Regions from separate parts of the Homo sapiens genome. Here region 2 is linked to region 1. The links are chromatin loops, found by intact Hi-C in ENCODE. Cell type or tissue: heart left ventricle. All regions are shown on one strand. Links, peaks and the distances in the headings refer to the core of each region. The heading gives the core; the rest is flanking DNA.

The links. Hi-C counts contacts between places; a loop is a spot of excess contacts. Peaks named below come from ENCODE experiments on the same cell type or tissue, not always from the same donor. Only the 100,000 strongest peaks of a DNase experiment are listed, where the experiment ranks them.
Region 2: a loop joins it to region 1, with 2.0 times the contacts of the local background. A loop is called at or near these places in 1 of 110 quality-filtered maps.

Annotation. Positions count from the first base shown.
Region 1 is chr1:15,570,339-15,577,777 of GRCh38, reverse strand. AGMAT (agmatinase (putative)) reads left to right here. Exons shown (of 7, transcript NM_024758.5): 5 at 1-93; 6 at 2,937-3,021; 7 at 4,054-6,079. The coding sequence ends at 4,127. It overlaps DNAJC16 (DnaJ heat shock protein family (Hsp40) member C16), which reads right to left. Exons shown (of 15, transcript NM_015291.4): 15 at 6,045-7,439. Among named protein-coding and RNA genes, the nearest start is that of AGMAT, 11 kb to the left of the region's middle. In heart left ventricle, for the core only: no CTCF peak of the experiment used is centred there; no DNase peak of the experiment used is centred there.
Region 2 is chr1:15,653,363-15,660,801 of GRCh38, reverse strand. DDI2 (DDI proteasomal shuttling factor 2) reads right to left here. Exons shown (of 10, transcript NM_032341.5): 9 at 4,123-4,185; 10 at 1-965. The coding sequence ends at 4,169. RSC1A1 (regulator of solute carriers 1) reads right to left here and starts at 1,089. Exons shown (of 1, transcript NM_006511.3): 1 at 1-1,089. The coding sequence starts at 933. In heart left ventricle, for the core only: a CTCF peak has its summit at 4,166; no DNase peak of the experiment used is centred there; H3K27ac peaks cover 386 bases.

The DNA of each region.
Region 1 (7,439 bases), core at 188-5,187:
CCCATTTATATCAGCTTTGATATTGACGCTCTGGATCCTGCCTATGCGCCAGGGACAGGGACACCTGAAATTGCTGGTCTCACTCCTAGTCAGGTAAGGAGATTCCACCAGTGAAGATCCTGGGGGTGGAGACACTTAACACCCATTTTCCTGGGACTTGAAGCGAATCTTTAGGAATCAGGATAGGATTTTTGTTTGTTTGTTTGAGACGGAGTCTCACTCTGTCGCCCAGGCTGGAGTGCAGTGGTGCGATCTCGGCTCACTGCAACCTCCGCCTCCCAGGTTCAAGCGATTCTCCTGCCTCAGCCTCCTGAGTAGCTGAGATTACAGGCACATGCCACTACGCCCGGCTAATTTTTGTATTTTTAGTAGAGATGGGGTTTCACCATGTTGGTCAGGCTGGTCTTGAACTCCTGATCTCGTGATCCACTCACCTCGGCTTCCCAAAGTGCTGGGATTACGGGTGTCAGCCACCGCGCCTGGCTGCCAAGGTAGGATTTTAAGAGCAGAGCACCTAGGCCTTTTCTGTTCTCTGGGCTGAGGATAAGTTTGAATACCCTCTTACTGAAGGGTGATTGATTTTGGCAAGGGCCTTCATTTCCTATCTGGGATATAATAGTCCCTTATTTTGTCCTTTATTTGCTCTTCCTGCCTTCAGTTCATCTGTCATGAAAACAACAGTTCATAGGAACAACATTATAGTATCCTCTCTTAAGAACACTAAACTTGGCCGGGCACGGTGGCTCACGTCTATAATCCCAGCACTTTGGGAGGCTGAGGTGGGTGGATCACGAGGTCAGGAGATCGAGACCATCTTGGCTAACACGGTGAAACTCCGTCTCTACTAAAAATACAAAAAAATTAGCCGGGCGCGGTGGCGGGTGCCTGTAATCTCAGCTACTCAGGAGGCTGAGGCAGGAGAATGGCATGAACCCGGGAGGCAGAGCTTGCAGTGAGCCGAGATAGAACCACTGCAGTCTGGCCTGGGCGAAAGAGTGAAACTCCATCTCAAAAAAAAAAAAAAAAAAAAAAAAAAAGAACACTAAACTTGGCCAGGTGTCGTGGCTCACGCCTGGAATCCCAGCACTCTGGGAGGCCGAGGCGGGTGGATCACAAGGTCAGGAGTTCGAGACCAGCCTAGCCAAGATGGTGAAACCCTGTCTCTACTAAAAGTACAAAAATCAGCCCGGCACGGTGGCAGGCGTCTGTAATCCCAGCTACTTGGGAGGCTGAGGCAGGAGAATTGCTTGAACCCTGGAGGCGGAGGTTGCAGTGAGCTGAGATCGTGCCACTGTACTCCAGCCTGGGCAACAGAGCAAGACTCCACCTCAAAAAAAAAACCAACCAACCAACCAAACAAAAACACTAAACTTGGCCGGGCGCAGTGGCTCACACCTGTAATCCCAGCACTTTGGGAGGCCAAGGCATCAGGCGGGTGGTTCACCTGAGGTAGGGAGTTTGAGACCAGCCTAACATGGAGAAACCCCATTTCTACTAAAAATACAAAATTAGCCGGGCATGGTGGCGCATGCCTGTAATCCCAGCTACTCGGGAGGCTGAGGCAGGGGAATCACTTGAACCTGGGAGGCTGAGGTTGTGGTGAGCCGAGATCATGATATTGCACTCCAGTCTGGGCAACAAGAGTGAAACTCCATCTCAAAACAAACAAAAACACTAAACTTATCTTTTTAGGGTTAAATTTAAATAAAAGTGCATACAACGGGCCAGGCGCGGTGGCTCAGGCACTATCCTCAGCACTTTGGGAGGCCAGGGTGGATGGATCGTTTGAGCCCAGGAGTTTCAGCCCAGCCTGGGCAACATAGTGAGATCCCATCTTTACTAAAAATAAAAATAAAAATTAGTCTGGTGTGCTAGTGTGCACCTGTAGTCCCAGCTACTAGGGAGGCTGGGGCAGGAGGATCAACTGAGCCTGGCAGGTCAAGCCTTCAGTGAGCCGTGATCATACCACTGCACTATAGCCCGGGTGACAGAGACCCTGTCTCAAAAATAAATAAATAAATAAATAAATAAATAAATAAATAAATAAAAGTGCATGTGATGGCACAATTACCTGCCAAGGTAAGCTCAAGAGTTTTAGAAACACCCAAATAAAGCTCCAATAATGTGTGCTGGGAGTAAATGCACGGGGGCAGAATGGTTATGACTAGAATCTCCCCAAGGGCAGGACCTATGTATTGTTCCCTACCTTGTCCTTGGAGCCTAGGACAGTGCCTAATACAAATAGTAGGCACTCAAAGACATTTGAGAGTAAATGAATGAAGACTGCTTAAACCTAATCAAGTACCTTACATCCTCTAAGATCTTAAAGGAGGGTGGCCATAACTCTCTCTCTTGAAATGGCTGTAACCATCCTCTCTTCTCATGAGGGATTTCTGAAACACATTCCTCATCCCTCTGCTTAGCAACCTTCTGGGCTTTTCACCTGCAGGATGGGAACCCTTTCAGACAAGGTCACTCTCTTCCCATCAGTCTCCCTCACTTACTCTGTCTTCTGGCCACATCTTACTACCTGAACTTTTCCCATCTTGGTGCCTTTGCCTGTGTTTTTCCCTCTGCCTGGCCTATCCCTTGAACTGGGTATTTCCACCTTGGGGAAGCCTTACCCACCTCTCCAGGCTATTACCTATGCTGATACCATTCTGGGCTTGCTTTCCTTGAAGCCCTTGGTGCATGACATTGAAACGATTGGTTTCCTTGTCTCCATCACCACACCATGCAGCCCTGAGGAGCAGGGACTGTGTACGCATTATCTGTTTCTCTGGGAGGCCTGCCAGTGTGCCTGGCAGTCAACAAATGTTTATGGAGGGAAAGCCAATTCCAAGTCAAAGGGTGGCGTGGGCTGGGAAAAGCTCTACTGGGTGCTTTTCACTGTAAATGATTACCACTGTGGACAACTCAGTCTTGATCTTGAATAGGCTCTGGAGATCATCAGGGGTTGTCAAGGCCTGAACGTGATGGGCTGTGATCTTGTCGAAGTTTCACCACCGTATGATCTTTCTGGTGAGTAAGCAAAGAGACTGAGATCCATGGGCAGCCGGTAGCTTAAATTACACGAAGCTAGTTAATAAGTAGAAAATGGGGCCAGGCATGGTGGCCCAAGCCTGTAATCCCAGCACTTTGGGAGGCCAAGGTGGGCAGCTCACCTGAGGTCAGGAGTTCAAGACCAATTTGGCCAACATGGCGAAACCCCATCTCTCTAAAGATATAAAAATTAGCCAGGTGTGGTGGCACACACCTGTAATCCCAGGTACTCAGGAGGCTAAGGCAGGAGAATCGCTTAGAACCTAGGAGGCGGAGGTTGCAGTGAGCTGAGATTGCGCCACTGCACTCCAGCCTGGGTGACAGAGCGAGACTCCATCTCAAAAAAAAAAAAAAAAAGATGAGTCCCTTATATGACTTGGGGAAGCAGCTGAGCATGTCCAATGGTGAAGAAAACACACCTATTACTGCACACCTTACAAACATGAGCTCATTAACCCTAACAAAACCCCCAGGAGGTAGTTAAGTATCATTAGCTTGCCCACCAATCAGCAGAAGAGAAAGAAACCAGCCTGTAGTCTAGTGACAGGGTGGCCCAATCCCCGTCTCCTTTGATGTTTCATTGCAAAGTGAATTCTAAAGCATAAATAATATATGTTAATATTTATCAAATAGGAACTTAGCTGGTTAAGATCTTCAAAGCAGACGCCATCCCAATAATTTTAATGTAGACAAACTTATGGAATTAGGCCTATCGACCTCAGAGGATAGATAATACAGTACACATCATTATTATAGGTTCTCCTTTGGGAAAAATCTGTTCTCAGAGTAAACAAAGAACTTTCTGAATTTTAAAATATGATTCCCAAATGATGCTTGATGGAGGCAGAGAGCCTGGGCAAGCGTGTTCACAGCTGGCGGGCACCCTAGAGGGGTGCACAAGACAGGGCTCTGGAAAAGGAGGCACAAGGGGAAGAGAAAGCTGAGGAGTCCCAAGGCTTGGCTCAGCGGGTCGTCTGCAGGGTATTCATGTGAGGTTTTACTTTTTCTTAGGGAACACAGCCCTGCTGGCGGCTAACCTGCTGTTTGAGATGCTATGTGCTCTCCCCAAAGTGACAACCGTCTGAGTCTTGTGCTCTTCAAGACAAAACAGATTGCGTCGCTGACAAGTTCTCAAGAAGAACTTATGAGTAAGCAGTCTGAGAACTAAAGAGTTTATGCCAAGAAAACTTTCTGCTGAAAGTGTCATTGCTGGCTGTGAAGTCGGGATAATCAGTAGAATTCTCACCCAAACAGCAACATTTCTAAGGAACTTGGATTAATTGGGGGAAAAAAAAAGGAGTACTTGTACTGCTTTGATTTTTTTTCCTTTGATGAAAGATGGAGGATAAAGGGGAAGTGAGGAGAATTTCTTTCAAGATTATCTAAACATTAGAAACATGACATTTAAAAAAACTATGAAATAATACTGTATAAGCATTCCATATTTCTATATCTTCCTTTTAAACATTTTTTTTTTTGAGATAGAGTTTTGCTTGTCACCCAGGCTGGAGTGCAATGGCATGATCTCGGTTCATTGCAACCTCCGCCTCCCGAGTTCAATCGATTCTCCTGCCTCAGCCTCCTGAGTACCTGGGATTACAGGTGCCTGCCACCACGCCTGGCTAATTTTTGTATTTTTAGTAGAGACAGGGTTTCACCACATTGGCCAGGCTGGTCTTGAACTCCTGACCTAAGGTGATCCGCCCGCCTCAGCCTCCTTAAAGTGCTGGGATTACAGGCATGAGCCACCGCACCCAGCCGCTTTTTAAAATTTTGATGATCTGCTTCCTAGAGTATTGAGTATCTTCCTTTAAACTACAGCTCCTCCTCGGACGCTGCAGTGAGCTGAGATCGCACCACTGCACTCCAGCCTGGGTGCCAGAGCAAGACTCCATCTCAAAAAAAAAAAAAAAAAATACAGCTTCTCCTATGAGGTGCTTAGGGCTGCATCTTGGTTTTAGGACCACTGTGAACGTAAGTAAAAAGTATAAAGTAACACGGAGAGCCTAATGAAGAAACTTCTTGCTCAGAGGCCTAGAAGGGTACACAAAATGTCTTCTAAACTAGAAAACCTAAGGCTGGACACGGTGGCTCATGCCTGTAATCCCAGCACTTTGGGGGGCGGAGGTGGGCAGATCACTTGAGGTCAGGAGTTCGAGACCAGCCTGGCCAACATGGTGAAAACCCATCTCTACTGAAAATACAGAAGTTAGCTGGGCGTGGTGGCGCGTGCCTATAGTCCCAGCTACTCAGGAAGCTGAGGCAGGGGCATTGCTTGAACCCGGGAGGTGGAGGTTGCAGTGAGCTGAGGTCATGCCACTACACTCCAGCCTGGGTGACAGAGTGAGACTCCGTCTCCAAAAAAAAAAAAAAAAAAAAAAAAGCAGGCCGGACCCAGTGGCTCACGCCTGTAATCCCAGGCCTAGGCGGGAGGATCACCTGAGGTCAGGAGTTCAAGACCAGCCTGGCCAACATGGTGAAACCCCGTCTCTACTAAAAAACAAAACAAAACAAAACAAAACAAAAAAACCCCAGAAAACAAAACAAAACTGGAAAATGTCAGCTGGGCTTTTTTTTTTTTTTTTTTTTCTGAGATGGAGTCTCGCTCTGTCCCCCAGGCTGGAGTGCAGTGGCCCGATCTTAGCTCACTGCAATCTCCGCCTCCTGGGTTCAAGCAATTCTGCTGCCTCAGCCTCCTGAGTAGCTAGAATTACAGTCATGCGTCACCACGCCCGGCTAATTTTTGTATTTTTAGTAGAGACGGGGTTTCACCATGTTGGCCAGGCTGGCAGCTGGGCTCTTAATGTTACTTATTGTAACTCACTTCCTGTAAGACTCAATCTACTCTTCAAGTTGATGTACCCTCTATGACTGTAATTCCTGAAATCTGCAGTTATGCTGTGGTGATCTTAAGCGTGTCTTGAGTTCCATGCAAATTCAATTCTGTTGATAATGTGTCCATAATCAAATCATCATCTTGCAATGCAAGGGCTACCCCATAATTATCAGACATTAAAATAGTTTATTTCTTTTTCCATTCTGTAATCTTAAAATAACATCAGCTTCAGTGCCTGTTCACAATACAAAAAAAGTCAAAAAACAAAAACAACACCCAAAACATAAAAAAGAAACAATTTGCCAAATAAGTTATTTGTTCCTAAGAGTATCAAAAGTGCAAAATATTCACCTTCTTTTCAGATCTCTCCCAAGCATAATTATCCTCCTTGACAAACTGAACAGACAGATTCAGCAGCTGCCACACTGCACTTGTTTTTAGGGGACAATGTCAGACAGGTGGATGTGAACTACAGTTCCTCTGTAAAGATGTTTGGCATCAGCTTTTAAAGAATTCTAGTTAACAAAACAGGTCTGAGTATGTGCTTCCAATCTCTATTCCCAAACAAAGGAAATCACTAAAAAAACAGATCACACTTCTTTTTATAACAGAAAAATATTTATGTAATGATGGCAGCTGCAAATTGATTGGGATGTTAATAAATAAAAAGGAACAAGTATCAACAAGCTGCAAATGAGGAAGAAACCAACCTACCTGAAAACTACAACCAAATTCTCATGGCTAATAAGTGATGGCAGTGAGACCATGGCCCCTAATGGAAGTTAGGGCAGCCTCACCCACTGAAATGTTGTTTAGTTGGAGCTGATAGCCTCAGTGTTAGATAAAAATTGTGCAACACCTGAGCAACAAATTTTTTTTTTTTTTTGGAAATTGGCATGTATTCTGCAAAGACTTGTTTTAGGCCAGTTTTACCCCATCTGCTAAACGCAATGCATAGTCTGTATCAACCAGAAGAACCCATCTCTAAAAACATCAATGTTGATAGTCAAAGACCACTGTGTTAGAACCAAAATCAGGTCTTGTATGATTACATACATCAGACAGAGCAATGGTGGCACAGGCTGAGCATGACAATGGCTCATATGTTTGACGCAAAAGTAAACAAATTCATGGATGCATTCAGGAGGAATGCCTTGCATGGACAAGGGTAAAGTTCAATTTAAAATAAAAGCTCCCTAATATTCTCATAGGGCACCAGCTCTAAACCGGTCTGTAGAAGAGCTTTTGGGCTGAAACATCTGCCAGGAACATTGCCAATCCCATCACTACCTTCATTTCCTAGTGCAAATGGAAGGTGCAGCTGTTTGAAGGTGCTTTTTAAAAGATCAAAAGATGACTTGAAGAGATAAAAATGTTTAAAAATGAACAAATCTGGCATGGTGGCTCATATTGATAATCCCAGCACTTTGGGAGGCCAAGGTGGAAGGACTGCTTGAGGCCAGGAGTTTGGGACCAGCCTGGGCAACATAGCAAGACCTCGTCTCTATTAAAAAAAATATAAATAAATACACTTGGAGAGTTTTTGGTTTTCAGAAATTAA
Region 2 (7,439 bases), core at 1,354-6,353, 82 kb before region 1:
CTGTAAATCCTGAGTGGAAATGGAATCATTCAAAATTTCAGATGAAGGGTTACATTTTGATGTTTCTACTTCCATCAAGGGATTATCTAAAGTGAGATCCAATGCACCAATGTTCTTGACATTGGCATTCTGCCTGCCTGTTGAATTAAGCAAAGTAACTAGGGACTGTTGAGCTGTATCGATTTCCATAAATGTTTCTGAATTTGAGCAGCCACTGCATTCTGAAGATGGAATACTTTTCTTCGCACTTGGAGGATCCACATTCTGTGGGAGCCCATTTCCTTTCATCGTAGCTTCCAAATCAACAATTTTGTGTTGATTCTGTTGCCTTTCTTCAGGAAGCTCAAGGTCCCCTATGTTACAAAGATATTCTTGGTCATGTGAAGCTTTTTGTTGTGCAACCTCATACTGTTCATTCCCTGGTTCTTCGTGCTGCTGAGGGTCACTCACTTGACTCAGGTTCTGATTTTCTGGATGCCAATCCTTTTCACCTAGAAACATCTGTGGTTCATGCATCCTAGTAGATGTGACAGATAAACTAGCTTCCTGTCTTGTATGGAGATGAAATTTGAGGCCCTGGGTGCTTCTTTCAGCAGATTTCTCCAGATTACCTGCAACAGTTATTTCTTCGGATGAATTCTGCATAGGCATAGCTGGACTCTGGTCTGTTGGAGCATGGTCTGCTGAGGAAGCATGATCAGAAAGATCTTGTAAAGAAAGATGTTCTTTCTTTTCAGAGTTTAGCTGGAATTCAGCTGAAGCCTTCAAAGCCTTCACAGCTTTAGGTTCAATGCGATCTGAGTCACTGGGCTTGATAGGGCAGACTGAAGCAGAGACAGAGCGAGCAAGACTCATAGGATTACCAACATCAGGACTCTGTCCTGAAGAACGGGCGGGATGGTTAAACCCATCTGAAGTTGGTAATGATGACATTCCCAGTGAGGTAGATTCTTTACCACTTTTCTCTATATGGAACACAGGGGAAAGGAAAAAGATTAATTAGCAGGTGACTAATGCCACTAAATTACCAGAGGATACAAATCTAAACAGCGTAGAATAAAATAAGGTCCTCAAACTCGGGTTTCTCTTACACAAATAGAAATGATTTTAAAATTACTTTCTCATTGTGGTAGACATTCACAGCATCAGAATAAGAGGTAGACATGTTCTTAATAAAATCTGCATACTGTAATTCAATGTGATTAAGTATCCATTAATATGCATTCACATAATGGCGGGGTTAGTGCTCAGGAATGAAGGACATTTATGTTTCTTTATTCCCTAGTCTAGTCTACAACTCTAGAATAGTTTCTCCAAGTGTACTTTTTTCACCACTTGCCCTAAAACCACCAGGGACGCTTGTGAAGTATGCAGACCCTGGGGTACCATACTTGAGAGTAAATCCAGGAATGTGCATTTTCAATAAGCTCCTTGGGTGATTCTTAAGGATATTACAAATCCTGAGAATCTTTGCACCAGAATGATTCTCATGTTAATGCACTTTTCTTGTTTCAAATGTGAACACTGAGGTTACAAATGAGAAGTCTTAAACCAGGTATACCTGGACAGAGAGGGAATTATAAAGAGAAATAAGAAATAACATAATGCTTGGGGACAGAGAAGCAAATGTTCTATTTTATTTCTAGCCAAGCTTTCCAAAAATCATGGTAAAACTGGGTGAGCATCTGACTCAGAAAACAAAAGTAAACTAATGATCAGCAGATTAAATCACAATCATCATCCTACCAAATAATACAACTCTAAACTTAAAAGGCTTATAAGTTTTTATCACATCAATAGTGTGCAACTAAGTTAAGAATATTTAAATGTTTTAAAGAAAGGGGAATGTGGAGGGAGATGGTTCATTAATAGTTTTTCAACTGGCAATGACTATTTAGATTCACTGCTACCTTAGACCACCCAAACAAGACGGCTCAGTGTAAGCATCATAGTATCATTAAACATCATTTCCAGCTCTTCTTTTGCCACCAATCCAGTTAAAAATTGACCTCTACGCATGTAAGTGTAAGAATTTTTTTTTTTTTTTAAGACTGTGTTTTGCTCTTGTTGCCCAGACAGGAGTACAATGGCGCCATCTGAGCTCACCGCAACCTCCGCCTCCCGGGTCCAAGCGATTCTCCTGCCTCAGAGTAGCTGGGATTACATGCATGCGCCACACACCCGACTAATTTTGCATTTTTAGTAGAGATGAGGTTTCTCCACGTTGGTCAGGGTGGTCTCAAACTCTTGACCTCAGGTGATCCGCCCGCCTCAGCCTCCCAAAGTGCTTGGATTACAGGCAAGAGCCACCGCACCCGACCATTGTAAGATCTTTAATTAAAAATCAAAAAGGGCTGGGCACAGTGGCTCATGCCTGTAATCCCAGCACTTTGGGAGGCCGAGGCAGGTGGATCACCTGAGGTCAGGAGTTCGAGACCAGCCTGGCCAACGTGGTGAAACCTCATCTCTACTAAAAATACAAAAATTAGCCAGGCGTGGTGGTGGGTGCCTGTAATCCCAGCTACTAGGTAGGCTGAGGTGGGAGAATTGCTTGAACCCAGGAGGGAGAGGTTGCAGTGAGCCAAGACTGCACCACTGCACTCCAGCCTGGGTGACAGAGTGAAACTCAGTCAAAATAAAAAATAATAATAATAAAAAATAAAAATCAAAAGGTCAGTAACAAAAATGACTTCAAAATACAATCTATTATTAGGACAGATGCAACTCAAATGCTCAGTACTAAATGTTAACATCCAACAAGAGGGCTTGATCTTAAAAAGCAGCAAAGCAGTTATATTCAAAAGGCTTTAAATCATTCTAATAAACTACTGGTTAACAGCATGAGAAGACAAAGCATTGTTTCAGGAAGCTATTGACTTCCCATGAAACAATCTTACCTTACTTACACTTTAGGAGTAAAAAGGAAAACTGCACTTATCTCAGTTTAGGCTATACCCATTAGAGTCTAGAAACACAGTTATTAGTTTTTTTATTTTCATACCACCAGATGTCTAACAGTTATTAGTTTTATTTAAAACTAAGGCTGACTCTGGAAGAGGTTGAATTTTGAACTAATGTTAACAGAAACAATGCACTGTAGTGAAATATCCATGTAAGCAACATAAAGAGGTATGGTAAGGGCCTTCTGGTATTTGTGTGTTAGTTATAAACAAGTGAGGTCAAGGTGAACACACCCTCAATGAATTTTGTACTAAAAAAGTAGCATATAGTCCTCTTGTAGCTGAGAAGGTCAGTTTCACTAGCCTAAGTCCTAAACGTAGGGGAGGACTAGGTCAGTTTACAGAATGACAGGAGAAGAGGATGAGGACAGTGGATATTAAGAATAATTCAACTATGCCTGCTTTTAACCTATCCTTACAAGGAAAAGAAAAAGGAAAGAAAGAAGAGAAACTAAATGCTATGTATCTAATTCCAACCAGCTTGCAAACTCCTACAAAGTCTTATGATGCTGGTTTAAAAGACCATCTTTCCTCCTCTTAGTAAGTCAGCCAATGTATTCGAGCTGATGTTTACCATTATTTACATCAGAGGAAATGGAAGCAGAGTGCTTCCTGAAAATCTGTCAGGCCAGAGACAGAAGGAAAAGCAAAGTCTTAGTTCCTGTTGTTCAGAGTCACCCCTGACAAGTCCTCTGGCCTAAGTTTCCATTTCTTCTTCAACAAAATTAAAATTTCTAACCCTCTATAACTCCAGGTAGTTGTATGCAGTAATGTAAAAGAACAGCTTTCAGTTTTTCAGAGGAAAGGCACTTATGAAACCCATGAAAGCATAGTTATCTCCAACAACAAAGTGTTGTGAGGCCAATATTCTTGATGTGATATTTATAGTAGCCAAGATGGGGTAGATATAATAGACACTGTTTTAACTGGGATTTTCTCCCTGTTGGATGGTTCTAATAACGAATCCATTTTTAAACAGGAGTTTATGTTACATATCCATGTATGCATGCCAAAATACAAATGCATATAGGCTAGTTGTAACCAGATTGAACAAGGTGAAATGGTGAATGACAAATGCTAACTTCCCAAACTGCTGCGGATACAGACTGTCAGATCACAGATGACAACTGGATGGAAGGCTTAACATGGTGTCTATAAATACCTGGTCTGGGGCCCACTCCAGCTGCAGTACACACACACTACATGCATCATGGCTTCTGACGCTCTGTGTGAATTAGGAAACAGACAAGCAAACTTGGGTTAACAATGCAAACCACACAGCATGCAGGGTTATAGTTTCCGTTCTTTTGCCATCTTTAAAATCAGGAACTGGTAGATTCCAAGTTGAGGGATGTTTCTGTAGTTTGGACATCCAAAATATTTGTTGGTTGCTTCCATTCTCTCACAATACACACAGCAATCTGTTAATTTCAACAGATTTTTAATAGATCTTGTAAAGAAATTAATTTTGTTTCTACACATAGAGAATTCACGGGCAAATGTGAGACAGGTGAAGAAAGTAGATCCACCTGATCGAATTAGGTGATTAAAAAAATCTTATGGAGTAAAGGTGAGTGAACATATCTAACAGTCCCTTTCCAAATTTCTTTCTCAGCTGAGATTCAATTTTAGAGGAAAACAAACCACTTAATTAAATTCTATCCTAGCTTATCTTTTCATCAGTTTTTAAATAATACATCAAGCTGAACACAGTGACTCTGGCCTGCAGTCCCAACACTTTGGGAGGTCCAGGAGGGAGAATCCCTTGAGGTCAGGAGTTCAAAATCAGCTGGGGCAACATAGTGAGACACCATCCCTACTATCAAAAACATGTTTTTTTTTTAAAACATTTTAATATAGAGTTTATAATAGAGTATAAAGTATTTAAAAAATAAGCTCTTTTTTTTGTTGTTTTTTTGAGACAGTGTCTCACTGTTGCCTAAGTTGGAGTGCAGTGGTGCAACCACAACTCACTGTAGCCTTGATCTCCCCAGGATCAAGTGATCTTTCCACCTCATCCTCCCAAGTAGCTGGACCACAGGTGCATGCCACCATGCCTGGCTAATTTTTTTTCTTTTTTTTTTTTTTTGAGAAGGAGTCTCACTCTGTTGCCCAGGCTGGAGTGCAGTGGTGCAATCTTGGCTCACTGCAACCTCTGCTTCCCGGCTTCAAGCAATTCTCCTGCCTCAGCCTCCCGAGTAGCTGGGATTACAGGCGCCCACAACCATGCCTGGCTAATTTTTGTATTTTTAGTAGAGATGAGGTTTCACCATGTTGGCCAGGCTGGTCTCAAATTTCTGACCTCAGGTGATCCACCCTTCCTCAGCCTCCCAAAGTGTTGGGATTACAGGCGTGAGTCACTGCGCCCAGCCGTGGTTTTTTTTTTTAGAAACAAGTGTTTTGCCATGCTGCCCAGGCTGGTCTCAAATCCATAGGTTCAAGTGATCTCCCCACCTCAGCCTCCCAAAGTGTTGGGACCACAGGCATGAGCCACCATGCTTGGCCAGAAAGAAGTTGTTAACAAAATACTTTCACCTACTATGTCCAGAGTATTTATTCGGATGATATTAGGAAGTCGATGTTCTAAATAAAAAGGACCTGATATGTAGAATTATTTCATTACTTAAACATTACAAAAATTAGCACAAGCTATACTACCAGCAACAAAAGGTTATTTAGGTAAAAAGCCATTTCTTTTTAATTCTTTGAAGTTGGTACATCCCCTTCACTAAGCCTGGAAACATATGTGTATCTGTTTTAATCTTCCAAACTTTTACTAAAATAAGGTAATTACCAAAAAAGGATAACTGTTATTAGTAGGTTAGAAAACACTGCTATTATCAGCTAATGTTTCTTAAATAATGGCACCAAGACTGTGGAGGTTAAAAGGAAAAAAAAAAAAAAGACATTTCATAAAATGATAATATATCCTCATATTAACACACAGCATCACGACTAAGATGATAAATTACACCCCAAATGCAAAACCTTGTAAGGAGCTATGTCAAATTCATTCAAGCTTACCTTGCAGGTAAGATTAAAACTATTAAGTTAGTCTCTGTCTGGTTGTTCAAAATTCCTCCCTTCCTACAAAATACTTAAGTTACAACCAAAACTGTAGTTAATATAAAAACTTGAGCCAAAAAGTGATGGGAGTCAATTCTGTTGTTTTTTTTTTTTTTTTGGACACAGGATCTCACTCTGTCACCCAGGCTGGATTGCAGTGGCAGCGATGATGGCTCACAGCAGCCTTGACCTCCTGGGCTTAGGTGATCCTCCCATCTCAGCCTCTCAAACAGCTGAGACCATAGGCGCGCCACCATGGCTGGCTAATTTTTTTTTTAAATTTCTTGTAGAAACAAAGACTCACTATGTTGCCCAGGCTGGTTTCAAATTCCCAGGCTCAAGTGGTCGTCCTGCCTTGGCCTACCAAAGTACTGGGATCACAGGCATAAGCCACCACGCCCTGACTCAAACTGTACTTTATACATAAAACTAAGCCAAAAGGTGATGGAGTTGATTCTGAACAAAGTCAACCTGGAAAACTCCATCTGCCACCCACACCCATTCTAAAGCTCAATGACAGACATCTGAATGTTCTCCAGTAAAACAGTGGCAAAAGCTGCCTGGCTGTTTTTAAAACTCTTACCACTTTCGTCTTTAGGATAAAGCTATTCCCTGAACTTGTAACTCTTAATAATTTACTGTACTAGAAAAAGCAATGTGTGATACTAGTCATACTGATGAATAATGCCAGCACAAGACTGTAAAATAACCCAAACTCAAAAGTAAATTCTATTCAGCTTCTAGAAAATACATCCCAGAGTCACCGTTCTATAATAAATGGGGGATTTCAGCAAAACTGTTACCCCATTTTACCTAGAAAACTTAGCTCCATCATTACATTTAAACAAGCTAAATAACTGAGACTTAGAAAAAAGTATTAGGTAGCATGATTTCAATATATACAGTGCTAATATGGCCTGATGACAATACTGTAATCTCACACCATAACACTGCATTTTCAGTAACGTTCAATTATGCTGGTCAGGCATGGTGTCTCGTTCCTATAATCCTGTCATTTTGAGAGGCTGAGGCGGGTGGATTGCTTGAGCCCAGGAGTTCAAGACCAGCCTGGGCAACATGGCAAAACCTCATCTTTACAAAAAATACAGAAATTAGCTGGACATGGTAGCAGGCACCTGTAGTCATAGCTAGTCAGGAAGGGGAGATGGGAGGATCAGTCTGGGTGACAGAGTAAGACCTTGTCTCAAAAAAAAATTTTTTTTTTAATTAAGTAAATAAAAATTTATACTTCTTTTTGTTGGTTCTTCTGTCTTCGGTGAAGTTAGGGCTGCTCACACACAGTAGCAATGATACTTTTCAAAATAAACCAGGCCTAAGAGGCATGGTGGCTCATGCCTGTAATACTTTGGGAGGCGGAGGCGAGAGGATCTGCTTGAGCCTGTGAGACTGAGA